Regions from separate parts of the Homo sapiens genome. Here region 1 is linked to region 2. The links are chromatin contacts, found by Hi-C or POLR2A ChIA-PET in ENCODE. All regions are on one chromosome and are shown on one strand. Each heading gives the region's core, a stretch centred on a gene start or an enhancer-like site at or near the end of the contact. The rest is flanking DNA. Distances are from core to core; before and after follow the strand shown. Region 1 overlaps NRG2 (neuregulin 2). Region 2 holds the start of PSD2-AS1 (PSD2 antisense RNA 1).

Evidence for each region. A loop is a pair of places that touch in the nucleus more often than their neighbours do. ChIA-PET counts read pairs that join two places held with the same protein, here RNA polymerase II (POLR2A). Pooled maps may share reads with other maps.
Region 1: a pooled map shows a loop between it and region 2 (2.4-fold over the local background). The contact joins the enhancer-like site here to the promoter of PSD2-AS1 in region 2. A Hi-C loop is called at or near these places in 2 of 50 pooled maps. POLR2A ChIA-PET finds 5 or more read pairs at or near these places in 2 of 52 experiments (GM12878 and activated CD4-positive, alpha-beta T cell).

What each region holds. Positions count from the first base shown.
Region 1 is chr5:139,956,807-139,963,854 of GRCh38, reverse strand. The region is part of intron 1 of NRG2 (neuregulin 2); the gene reads left to right. Among named protein-coding and RNA genes, the nearest start is that of NRG2, 83 kb to the left of the region's middle. RefSeq lists a silencer at 2,570-2,719. Within about 2 kb of position 2,419, at least 2 of the 41 ENCODE cell types and tissues checked have a DNase peak (open chromatin) inside an H3K27ac peak, as active enhancers do; they include GM12878, where a contact is called at or near this core.
Region 2 is chr5:139,744,142-139,750,455 of GRCh38, reverse strand. PSD2-AS1 (PSD2 antisense RNA 1) reads left to right here and starts at 4,233. Exons shown (of 3, transcript NR_105053.2): 1 at 4,233-4,262; 2 at 5,197-5,286. It also overlaps a transcript of PSD2 not described here. RefSeq lists enhancers at 1,123-1,770, 2,468-2,577, 3,716-4,363 and silencers at 2,168-2,217, 5,887-6,314.

The DNA of each region.
Region 1 (7,048 bases), core at 1,170-3,669, 220 kb before region 2:
TTACCTAGATGAGGTTCTGCATGCTGGGGTGGGGCTTGGGGTTAGACAGGGAGCAGTGAGGACATTCAAGGCCACCAGGCCTAGAAAGAGGAAAGACAGCAAGAGTGGGCAGGAAGGTGGACTCTAGAGTCAGGCAGACGAGAGTCTAAGCCTGCCTCTTTCTTTACTGGCCAGACTTCACCTCTCCAAGTCTCAGTTTCCTCTTCTATAACCTACAGGGTGCTTGTGAAGACCAAATAAGAAAATGCATATAAAGTGTTTGGCATGGTGGCTGGCACATGGTAAGAATAAATGGTACCTATATGTATAGGGCTCAGTTCTTTCCTTATATGAGGATCATGGGTGTGAAGATGAGGGAGGAATCTCAGGGAGATATGTCTTAGCTGTCTGCAGAAGAAACCCTCTTTATCAAAAGACTCCAGCACAGATGCCAACCTGGTTGAGATAGGGACGGGTTTTCCCCCAGGGCCTGATGCCTATACTTTATTTGAACGTGCAAATACATGTGTATGTGAGTGTGTGTCAGGATAGATAAGGAGGGGAGATATTCATCCTTTTAAAGGAAGGATATGGCCTAAGGTTATCTCCAGATCACCGTGGATGGTGGTTATAAATATATCATGTCAGGTTGTTCAGTGAATTTAGGGATGTTGAGGACTTCTATTTGAGATCTGCTTTATGGAGGTCAAAGTGTTGTGCTTGTCTGGAAACCATTTGTCTCTTTGTTCATTTATTCACTATTTATTCATTCCTTTAATTCACTAGTATATGTTCCATGTCAATCATGGGAGGCTTAGGCTAGTAGAGAAGAAACCTGTTGAGATTGAACCTGGAGAAGAGAAACCTAACCTGGAGAAGGTCAATCTTGAAAAATGACCTTCAGGTCTAGAGAGGGCTTTTATATGGCTCCATATTGCCTATGAACCAGAGAAGTTATATGTTTAACTGCAACATGGTTAGGCATAGTCAGAGGCCTGATTTGTTGGTATCTGGTCTGCCTGGGGCAAGAGGCAGAGTAGGCAACCTCTTGAGGACCCCTCCAGGCCCAGGCATCTAGAATATTCCACTGGCTTGGTTGCTGACTTACTGCAGGACCTTGAGCATATGAGTAAGCACTAATAAGCCTCAGTTTTCCTCTCTGTTAAATAGTGATGAGAATGTTTTCTTTCAGTTCCTCCCTGCCTTCTGGGGCTTGGGAAGGATGAAGAAGCCCCCTGTGTAACTTCACAGGACTTCCTGTGAAGACGGTCTGAGCAAATGCCCTGGCTGCCCCTGCACTCCTACCCTGAGCACAGGATTCCCAAAGTGCAGTCTGGGGCCACTCTTCATTTACCCCAGCCTTGTAAACCTTGTCAGACCTGATTCTCCTAGAGATGCCAAACCATTTCCCTCTTCCACTTCTGCCTTGTACTATTCCCCCTGCCTAGAATGTTCTCCTCAGTCTTCTCCAAGCAAATCTTGTTCTGTCCCGATAGTTTTGAGCCAAGCTGGCTCTGATCACCCTTCTCCCACTGGAGGTTTGTCTTTCTCTCTTCATCCTCCATAGTTTGTCTCCAACACAGCCTCCCTCTTTCTATGCTCTCTTTAGCTATCCCCCGTTCTGGCACTCGGTGTCTGCCATGTGATCTGCTCCAGGGGCTTTGCAGCATTGGTAGAAGGAGGACTGTCAGGGGCTGAACTTGATGAGCAGGGGGAGCTTGAGGGAAAGAGGAGAGGGGAAAATATGCTGGGGCAGTCAAGGGCTAGTTCCTGGGGCCAGGGAGACAGATAGAGTAGAAGAGGCAATCAGGTGACCACTGTGTGTGCCTCCTGCCACCCGGCTATCTAAATCCCAATGACCAGCTCTCTGTGCTGGTCAGGAAAGCAAGAGCCTCAGTGGAGAGGAGACACCTTGGGAGGCTGGGGGGCATTTGCATGGGGCTGCCTCGGCCCCCACATTATACTGGGATTGAGGCTGGATGAGTTTGCATGTCCCCAAGCTAATGCCAAGTCAGGACAGTGGCTATTGCAGACGATTCCTGAAACTGGATTGAGCTGCCAAGGAGAGACCTCTTCCTTTAGGAGCCTGAGGATGGCCTGATAGCAGCTGCTTTTGCTTTGCCAGCCCTGCTTTCACCTCCAGCTCTCAGCAGGGAGCAGGGGGCCAACCACAATCTAGAGACTGAGCTGGTGACACATAGTGGGAATGGCCCTGTTCTCTGGTCAGCCTCCCATGAGAAGTTCCCCAGGAGGAGGGAGGGACCTGCAGCATCTGACCAGATGTGGAGGTCACAGAAGGAGTCCAGCCCCATGCTGATCAGCCCCTACGGGGTTGCTGTCGCTGGGATGGTGGGAGAGGGAGGGCCTGGCCTTGAAGAATGTTTTATTCTTCTGGCTGCAGCAGCCAAAGACCATGGCTCCCACATGTTTCTAAACAAGCTTGATTGTCCTCTAGAGTGATGTGTCACATGCAGGGCTGGAGCCTGAGTCCTGGCAGGAGGGGAGGAGGGGGGCAGGGATGGGGGTGAGGGGCACTGAAATTCTCAGAGAGACAGGACAGTAGAGGCTCAAGTCAGGGAGAGAAGGCCCTGCCGAAACCTAGATCATGGCAGATGCACTTATGTGCAGTAGCAGGGCAGGCAAGGGCACCGGCTGGGGCTCCCCCTTCTCCTCAGACCACAGACCCAATCAACCCTCCCGAAACCCCCACTACCAAGGCAAGAACCGTAAACAGCCTGAGTCAGAGCTGGGCGGCAGCGTACAAGCGTGTTGGTTCTGTCATTAGCTGTAATAGCAGCATCTCACCTGGCTGCCTATGCCTTTCATCCAAGCCTCTCAAAGAACTTGACAGACAGCAAAGGGTTCTATTATCTTCATATTACTAGTGGAGAAATGAAGGCCCCAACGAGCCTGGCAGCTTCTTCAGAGTTCATGGAGGAGCTGGCAGGAGGCTGGGAATGGGCAGGTCTCCAGGTCTTGGGCTTTTTGGCCTCTCCTCCTGCATCCGTGACTATGCTGACATGTGCTAGAAGGTGGTGGGGTTAACTTGTCCCCTTGAACTGATGTTGGGAGGTTCTGTCCAACATAGGAAGTAGGTTCTGAGTTCTTAGGCATCTACCTGTTTATTCTTTCTTCCCTAAGTTGTCAATGTTGAGCAATTAACAACACTAATAATTGCTACAACTTACATGGCGTTTACTGTGAGCCAGAGGATGCAGGTGCTATATTACTTCCATTTACAGATGAGGAAACTGAATCACAGATAAGTTAAATAACTTTCAGGTCATATATCCAGTAAGTAATAGAGTTAGGATTCAGGCCCAAAAGTCTGATGCCATAATTTTTTTTGTTTGTTTGTTTTTTGAGATGGAGTCTCGCTGTTGCCCAGGCTGGAGTCCAGTGGCGCAACCTTGGCTCACTGCAGCCTCCACCTCCTGGGTTTCAGCGATTCTCCTGCCTCAGCCTCCCGAGTAGCTGGGACTACGGGCATGTGCCACTGTGCCCAGCTAATTTTTATATTTTTAGTAGAAACTGGGTTTCACCACGTTGGCTGGGCTGGTCTCGAACTCCCGACCTCAGGTGACCTGCCCGCCTCGACCTCCCAAACTGCTAGGATTACAGGCATGAGCCACTGGGCCTGGCCCGATGCCATAATTTTAACCATAATATTATATTACCATTCTGGACCATACCTACATCAGACTCCTTGTGTCAAAGCAGAACCCCAACCTCAGCTCTGAAGAGAGGAAGGCTCCAGTCTTCCCTTTCTTCCTCATTTAGTGGCAATTGATGTGTGGAATGAATTCCCAGGAACCTTGCCCTGGATCTTGGTTATAGGGATGTTGTGGAGGAGATTCCTATTTGACAAAGTTTCTGATCTATCAGAGCCCAGGACCCAGGGATAGAGGTGCAGCATCACCAACCCCTACTCACCTTTTCCTCAATGCCAGTTGTCTAAGAACTGGGGAGAGAAGGGTGTCCCAGGCTACTTGGTAGTGGCTAGCACAGTGAGTATGCTCTTTGACAGGACGCTGCCACACTCATCTTCCAAGACAGGGAAATCGGCTGGGCGCGGTGGCTCACGCCTGTAATCCCAACACTTTAGGAGGCTGAGGTGGGCAGATCATCTGAGGTCAGGTGTTTGAGACCAGCCTGGCCAATGTGGCGAAACCCTGTCTCTACTAAAAATCCAAAAAAAAAAGCCAGGCGCGGTGGCCCATGCCTGTAATCCCAGCACTTTGGGAGGCCGAGGCGGGTGGATGATCTGAGGTCGGGAGTTCGAGACCAGCCTGACCAACGTGGTGAAACCCAGTTTCTACTAAAAATACAAAATTAGCTGGGCGTGGTGGCGCATGCCTTTAATCCCAGCTACTCAGGAGGCTGAGGCAGGAGAATCGCTTGAACCTAGGAGGCAGAGGTTGTGGTGAGCCAAGATCACGCCATTGCACTCCAGCCTGGGCGGGAAGAATAAAACTCCATCTCAAAAAACAAACAAACAAACAAACAAAATTAGCCAGGTGTGGTGGCACATGTCTGTAGTCCCAGCTACTCGGGAGGCTGAGGCAGGAGAATCGCTTGAGACTGGGAGGCGGAGGTTGCAGTGAGCTGAGATCGTGCCATTGCACTCCAGCCTGGGCGACAGAGCAAGACTCCGTATCAAAGAAAAACAAAAACAAACAAACAAACAAACAAAACACAAGGAAGTCTTATTCTCTGTCTCAAGGCCAACACCCTCTCCTGTACAATGCTCACCTTCTCAGTGGTGGCCATATCAAAGCACAGCCACAGATGGCTACCTATTCTGGCTTCTCAGAGAGGTCCACAGGCCCTGCCCCAGTCTGCCCTGCAGCATTTTTGGGGTTGGAGGTTATAGCCTGGTAAAAGCCACACTGGGAATCTGATTGTGCCAAAGCTTGCTGTGGGGCCTGGGGCAAGTCACTCATGCCACCAATGGCCCTCGGTTTCCTCATCTGTGGAATGAGGAAGTTAATCCAGTGCTGAGGTCTCCCCAAACACTCTGTTCTGTACTTGGCTCCTGGTTCTTGGATGTCTAGAAGGTAAAGTCTCTTGAGAGATGCCTGGGTGAATCACAGACGTGAGTGGTGGACAGGGGTGGCAGGAAATAGTGGGAAATTGTGCTAAGCAAGGTCGCCGGCCATTTCTATTACATGCTTCCAGTTCAACTATTTGTGACTTTCTGAAAAGTTTATGGTTTGGGGATTTTTTTTATTTGGTCATTTTTTCCATATTTGGTCATGGCCTAGAGCAGTGATTTTTGGAAAGATAGAGTAAAAAACCCCTTCAGCTGTTTGTAAGCATTGCAAACACCCACAAAAAATATCCTTTTTCCATTTAGAAGAAATAACAACATAGTTATGTTTTCCTTTTCAGCTCAAATAACTCCCAAACAACTCCAAAGACTTCAAACTTGGCTGGTAATTAATCCTTAACAAAGGGGACTGGACAGTATGTGCTCTGCAAAGTTTGGAAAAGAGAGATTTCAAATCAAAAAGTATTGATGCTTGAAAAAGCTCGCCATTTTTTCCTGTTTGCTGGCCCTAGCTCCCACACAGCAGCCCATTCCCAGGAAACCCAGAGTCTCAAGCTATAGCTCATGTGAGAATGAACTGAGAGCAAGGTGAACACATCTTCTGCTTGAAGATACTGGTTGTTTTCTTTCCTACGCTAGTGGTCTTTGCCTATTTCACAGGCTGTAAGACTGAGGCTGAGCAAAGTTGTAGTCAGGCCTTGCATTGCTTTGTAAGATGAATTGAATGGGCTTGTGAAAGCTTATATTTGGGGTCCTTGTCCCAGGAAACTTCCAGGAGGTACCTTCCAGTCCTAGCCAACGTGTCCAGGGAAGTCACTGGTTCTGGAGTCTAGGACCCACCAGAGTGAGAATCCAGAAGTGCTGGCCCTTGCAGAATGAAGCAATGATGGCTTAAGCGCCCATAGGAAGTGGAAAGGCTCTCCTCTGGGTGAGCAAGGAACCTTCTCCTTATCAGACCACATCCTCAGAGACCAGTGCTTGGGGCTTCTCTTCCACCATCTACCCACTCTCAAATCTCTCTTGGCTTCTTCTTTTGGAGACTTTTATCTTGCTTACTCCAGGAGGAATGCTAGTGCTAACATGGAAGAGAAATTGCCATCTTTCAATTGCTCTTCCTCGATCTGATACCTGCACGTCACCACCTGCAGCTCTTGACAGTGAGTGCCTCACCCCAGGAAAGAGGCTCCCCCTACTCTGCATATCAGGCAGAGATTGGACCTGGTGGGTTGGCAGGTGGAACAGAGTGGGGAAGAGGTGGCAGTGTGGAAAGAACACTGGACTCCCAGTGCCTGAGATCTAGTCTACTAGACCCATGGCTGACTTCCTCCCAGCCTCTGCAGACCTCTCCTTCTCTCCTTCCCAGCTGCCTTACCTGTATAGCAAGTGGGTGGGGCTACATCCTCTCTGGGGCCCTTTTCAGGGCAAGGGATCTGACTTGGCCTCTTGTTCTCAGGATTCTTTATATGAATGTGCACACACACACACACACACACACACACACACACACACACACACACAGAGATTCTTGAGTGGGGGGATGGTGACCAGCTAGTTCCCATCTCTACTGAAGAAGAGAATGCATAGATTCTGGGGTGGACCAAAGCTGGACATGAGAAGCTACTTGGCCAACCATGAGAGTCTTGCAGCCCAAAGCTATGTAACCAAGAGAGGTGTGCAGGCAGGAGCATGGGCAGAAGGATCTTGAGAGGGCCTGGCCAGCTGGGAGAGTTGAGGATGGACTCTGAACTTGCCTACCAGCTCATGCCAGCATATCATTTTCTCACATCTGGTTCCACATCTGGAATCAGCCAGATGTTCCTTTCAAAGTGCTGATGAGCCCTGCCCTGATTGCCTCAGGGGGAAAGCCATTTGGTGACACTGTCCTTCAGGCCCTGTCATCTTCTCCAGATGGTAGCCCATTTTTCAGCTTTGTGTCCTTGGGCACACCCACTGTACCACGAAGCTGGGGAGGGGTTGAGGGCAGCTGCTTGGGGTGAGGCCTGGCCTCAGACCCTTTGT
Region 2 (6,314 bases), core at 2,984-5,483:
GGCAGCCCTCCTGAGGCTAGGAAAAGGGAGGAGAGGGAGCAACAGGAATGGGCAGGGCTGGTGGAGGCTGGGCAGTTTGGAGTTGAGATATTCATATTTTGGGTTTTTTTTTGTTTTGTTTTTTTGTTTTTGAGATGGAGTCTTGCTCTGTCGCCCAGGCTGGAGTGCAGTGGCATGATCTCAGCTCACTGCAAGCTCAGCCTCCTGGGTTCACCCCATTCTCCTGCCTCAGCCTCTGAGTAGCTGGGACTACAGGCGCCTGCCACTACACCTGGCTAATTTTTTTGTATTTTTAGTAGAGACGGGGTTTCACCGTGTTAGCCAGGATGGTCTCTATTTCCTGACCTCGTGATCCACCCACCTCGGCCTCCCAAAGTGCTGGGATTACAGGCATGAGCCACCACACCCAGCCTGGTTTTTTTTTTTTTTTAAGACGGTCTCGATCTGTTGCCCAGGCTTGAGTATAGTGGCACAATCACGGCTCACTGCCTCAACCTCCTGGGTTCAAACCATCCTTCTTCTTCAGCCTCCCAAGTTGCTGGAACTATATGCTCACACCACCATACCAGCTAATTTTTGGTGTTTTTCATTTGTTTGTTTGTTTTTGTTTGTTTGTTTGTTTTGTAGAGATGGTGTTCTGTCATGTTGCCCAAGCTGGTCTCAAACTCCTAGGCTCAAGCAATCTGCCCACCTCGGCCTCCCAAAGTGTTAGGATTACAGGCATGAGCCACTGTGCCCAGCCAGTTGAGGTAATTGTGTCTTGGTGCCCAGCACTGGAAGAGAAGCAACTCCTCCAATATGTGGGATCAGGGGACAACTGCAGAAAGGATACCGTAGATGACCAGCATCTTCATCCCTGAGGAAAGGAATCCAAGCTTCACTCTTGGTACGCCTCAGTTTCCCCATTATTTAAATGGAGACATTACTTTCCACACAGGATTCTGGGGAGGATCCATGGTGAGATGATGTTTTGGCACAGGGCCAGCACATCCTAGCTGCTCAGAATGGGGCAGTGGCTGCTGCTGTTGCTACTATTACTGCTTTGTTTAAAACATAGCTGCTTCCACCAAAGCTGCCATCCAGCTGAGAAGATCAGGACAACACACCCAAATCAGTCAGAGAAAATGCAATCAGACACTGGAACTCTGGGAGAGAAGGATCCTGGAGGGCTGGGCAGTCAGGAAGAAGTTCTCAGAGGAAGTAACCTGGGGCTGAACTTCAGAGATGGGAGAGTGAAGCCAGCCAGAGTGGTGGGTAGAGGGCATGCTAGGGGGGAACCGACTGAGCAAAGCCCTGGAACAGGAGGGTGCCCTACAGGTCAGGTGGGCCTGAGTGTGTAAGAAGCAGAGAAGCCAGCTGGGGTCGGTTGGGTGCTCCAGGGGGCCTGACTTACCCTGGGGAGACGAAGGGGGAGACTGGATGCTAACTGCCACCTTTAAGGAAGGACTGTCTGCCCTGAGGCCCATCCCACCTGCACTCCATCCCAACAGAAGTCCCGAGGATCCGCAGGGGGCCACTGACACCCACCCCTATGTATTCACCCCCCCCAACATACCCCAGGGCTCCTAGAAATCAGGTGACTGCTCCCTTCTCTCTTTATTTATTCTCTGTTTTTTCCCTTTTCAGGAGACGATAATTATTCAGATCATCGCGGTGATTTACTCGGCAATCAGAGCCGCTCGATGCGGTGGCCGCGGAGCCGAGACAGACGAGCATTGCCTAGGAGGACGGGCCGGGGGCTCAGCGCCCCTCCCTCCCACCTGCCCGGCCTTTGTTCTCTTCGAGGTCTGCACCCGCGCTGCCTGGCGGGCAGTGGAGGCGCCCACCCGCGCGGACATGGCAGCAAGCTCGGGGTCTTGGGAATGAGTGTGCACATGAGTTCGCCCGGGGGAGGGGAGTTTGGGGGCTCGTGTGTTGCTGGGTGCTGGCTTGAAAATGATGGAGTACCTGTGTGCATGTTTGGGGGTGGTAGTGGTGGTGGTTGGGAGTGTACTAATGCACGAGCATTGCGGTCAGGTGTGTAATTGGAATGTGTGCACCTGTGTGATTACCGGGGGCCTAGGGTACATCTGTCTCCACAGGCTTGTTCAGAAGTGCAATGGGCAGGTGCCCAAATATGTGTATTTTAGGCACATAGCGGGGAGGAGAAGAGAGTTGGGGCTCTTGTGCTGAAGCTGTCTGAGGTGATCATGGAATCATGGATGTGGCAGGGCTGGGTTCTAGCTCAGCCTCTCGAACCGTGTCTGGCTGGGTAGGTGGGGTGGGGGCGGGGGAGTGTGAATCAGCTCAGATCCAAATGCCGAGTTTTCCTGGGTCAGTGCTGGGGCCCCGGGGGTCACGTGAATACAGATGTGGCTCGGTTCACAGGCTGTGTTCACACGTGTCCGCAGACCTTCGCCCCCTCCCGCCCGCGGGCTGGCGCAGTGACGGTGACCTCATTACCGCCTCCGCAAAGGCCCCTTGAAATCCCTGCGCCGTCGCATTTGGCTGCTCAAAGTGATGGGAACGGCCTGAGCTTCCTGATCAATCGCTTAAAATTCAGGGTCGGCTCGCTCGCGGGAGAGGGCTGCCTGCCAGCCCCGCGCACCGCGCTCTGCCGCCTCCCCCTACACCCCCTCCTTGCTTTGGCGGGGCGATGCTGTCGTATTGGAAAACATCCCCGCGCTGGCTGGGGGGCCCGGTGGGGCCAGCGCTGGAAGCCGTTCCACTCGAGCAGATGGCTGTGAAACTTTGGCGGCGAGATAAATTGGGTCTGACGGCGTGAGGCCGGCTCACAGATGGGCGGGATTCTCACGCCGGCCCCCACGTCCGGCCGGGCTGCGGGCAGGGCCGACACCGCTCAGAGCCCCCTTTGGGCACCCGCCTCGCCAGCACAAGCCTTCAGGAGGCCACCCATCCGGCAACAGCCTTCCTCAGCCGAAGGCGCCCTCCACCACATTCCTTCCGGCCCCAGATCTCCCCAGAGACGAGCCCAGAGGGAGGGACAGCCCCCAGCCCCCGCCCGGTCACCTCCGCCAAGCTGGCAGCTGGGCTTTCCCCCTCCTCTGCCATCCGCAGAGGCCTGAAGCGTGAAGGTTAACAGCTGGGGGGGAGGCTGCGTCTCCCTCTCTCACCCCCGCTCTGCTGCAGCCCCGCCCACCTGCCAGCCCAGGGGATGTCGTAAACAGGGCTGTGAGGTGTGTGTGTGTGCGGGGGGTTGGGGGTAACTGAAGGGGGGGAGACAAGAGAGAGTCAGACAGACAAAGAGAGGAACGAAAATGAGCAAGAGGCGAGCGGAGACCTGAGCAGAGACTGAGGGACAGAGACAGCTAGAGACAGAGACAGGCAGAGAAAGAAATGGAGATGGAGATGTGGAGATAGACACGGAGACACCCAGAGAGAGAAGGGAGGGAGGAGGAACCTCAGAGCCAGAGAGGAGACACACAATGAAAGTGGGAGGAGGGCGAAGGACCGGGCGAGGGGACAGGATACTGGCAGAAATGCAGGCTGCCTCGAGCTGCGGACGACCGTGGAGGGTGGGGACGAGCCGAGGTTGGGAGCAGGGTGCGACCCTGGGCTACCCTCACTCCTGCACCCACCACCAGGGCTGGGAGCCAGAGCGAGGGAGCGTCGCTGCCCCTGGGTGCGCCCTCCATCGCTACGCCACTTGCCCGCCTCGGCTTCCCCGGGAGCGCTAGATGAAGGGAATGGCGGGGTTGGGGAGCCGTGGGGGTCAGGGGGTGCTGCGCGGCCATCACACTGCCGCAAAGCCAGCCTGTCTAGCAGCCTCCCTCGCGCATCAGTCCAGCGGGCAGATATCGATCCCGCCCAGCCAAGCTCTATACTCGCGGCCTGCAGCCCGTTCTGTGGCGGTCCTACAAAGAAGCGGGGGTGCCTCACTTCTCGGGCCTCCCCCGCGGGGGATTCTGTACCAGAATAACACCCCCGGGGCCAGGGTCAGGGCGGCACACTCGCCCCCGCCTGTCCCAGCGCGATCCCATTCGGCGGGCCCAGGTAGCCTGCGGCAGGGAGAAGGCTCGGGTGACCCCCCAGCCCCGCCTTCTGCAGGGCGCGCGAGGCCAGAGGAAAAAATCTTCGCTGAGTTGATGAAGTTGAAGTTTCGTTCAGGGCGTGAAGGAGACAGCCAATCAGCGGGCCGTTATTTACATGGGCTCTCTGATTGGCTCTCACGGTGCCTCTTTAGAATGTTACTTTGAGACCTTCACAGAACGAAAAGCCCCCCGCTGGGGGTGGGGGAAGGCTCAGAAGCTCCAAGGTTTCATGTAGGGCTCCCCAGGCCAAGCTTTGAGGGAAGATGGGGAGCTTAGATATAGTTTTGTCCAGCTTTCACGATACAAATGACCAACTTGAGTCTGGAGAGACAGAGAGGTGGAGCTTGGCCTGGATCCAGGAGATGAGTTCGGCCTAGCGCTCTGCAGTGGGCCCACCACCCCTGATACCTAGACGTGTGGTCACCTTGGCGGTGGGGAGGAGGGGCTTGGTCCTGGCAACCCCTCTCATCCAATAGCAAGAGAGGGGCTGATTCAATGGTTTGAGGGGGCAGGAGCAGGTAAACCTGGCGGTGTCGGTCTTGTTTGTGACCGGACAGTGTGGGTGGTACCATCATGTTGGAAACCCCGCAAATAATGCAGCCCCAGAGGCAGGCCAGGCTGACCCTGAGGTCATGTTTCACTTGACAGCCTGGGCAGGCACACGTGAACACAGGAGACCCCCAGGCGGGGGCCTCGGGGCCTCAAGAAGTGGGTTTGCTCTGAAGGGAGTGGCACTGGGCAACCCGCAGCAGCTCCGCACTGCCCCGCACCCGCACTACCGCATCCAGCAGACACTGAGTCACTCTTGGGGACGGGGGCGAAGTCAGGACATTGGCAGCTAGGAGCAGAGAAGTTCTCTCAGAAGGCCTCCACCCTGCCTTCCCCACTGCGTCGGCCCCGCCCACCCATGCTGGGAAAAGGGCCCCCTGGGGTTGCCATTCGCAAATCCTGCCCAGTCTCCTGGCCCACACTCCTCCCCAGGCGACTCAGCATAGATGACTCAGGACTTGGAGTGGGGCTGTTAATGGGCAAATGTGGTGGTAGGGGGGCCTGAGTGTGTGGCCGAGGCTGGAAAGTCCCTCCACCATCTGCCTGTGGCAAATTGAGGGACAGGTAGGAGAATTCACTCTAGTGGGGTTCTAACCCTGCCCCAATTCTTTCACAGTGACACAGCCTGGAGACCCAGCTCTGTCACTCAACTCTACATAGCCTTCACCCAGAGCCTGACAGTGTATATGAACAAGAGGCTGTGCCTGTGAGTACTTGCGTGCCAGCAGCTGGCCTTGTGACATGCCCCTGTGGGACCTTGGGCTGCAGCATCAAGTGCTAGGGCAAACACCTTGTTTGCAGAAGACCCAAGGACCCCACAGCCAGTGCCAGGACAGCTAAGAGACTCCACCACCTGCCACCCCCCAGAACTTACCCTGCTAATGAACCAAACTTGCTGTGTGACTTTGAGTGCAGCTCGCACATCTCTGGGCCTCAAACTTCTCTGTAAAACCATGCCCTCCTGAATGTACCATTCCCAGTGGTGGCAGCTGCAGAGAAATCACAATAGCAGGGGCAGGGTCCAAGAAGGGCCTGAGAAGCTGGTTCAGCCTGTGGTCTGGGAGCCAAGTGGGGCAGGGACAAGATTGCCAAGTCCCACGGTTCTCACCAATTCTCATAATCTCATCTCTCCTCTTGTCTTCCTGCCCGCCTCATAAATAGCAGGAGGCTGGGCTGGGTCTGGGGCAGGAGCGGGGAGCTGCATGTGTGCATTTGTGTGTGTGTGTGTACACACACATGGGGAGGGTGTGAGAGCCTTCCCCCCACCCCCGCCGCTGCCACCATCGTGCTCTGAGAAGCTGAGATAATCCCTCGCCATCTGTCTTGTGTTGCTAACCCACTCAGCCGGACAGCTGCCCGGGCCACAGCTCTACAGGCGAGCAGGCGGGGGAATGAGGGGCATGGGGGGAGCTAGCCAACTCTGAGGACCAGGCAGCAGGGACACTCAGTCCTCCCATCCCAGAATACCCCTGCTCTAGAAAGGGAAAGTAAAGTCAGAGAGGGGACAGGCAGGACTTCCCCCATTCCTGCTTCTGAACCTGGGAAGGATTGGAGGAGTGGAGACCATTCCCTGGTCTGGGAGTTGGAGGCCGAGCCTCCCAGAATGCAGGAAGGTGATACAGGATCACCGTCTAGCTTATGTTGTTATGAGCCCACACAGATCACTGTGATGGGAGGGGTGCAGTAGGACAAGTCAGGCCTTCTGGGCGCAGGGAAGGGAAGAAGGGGTCGTCT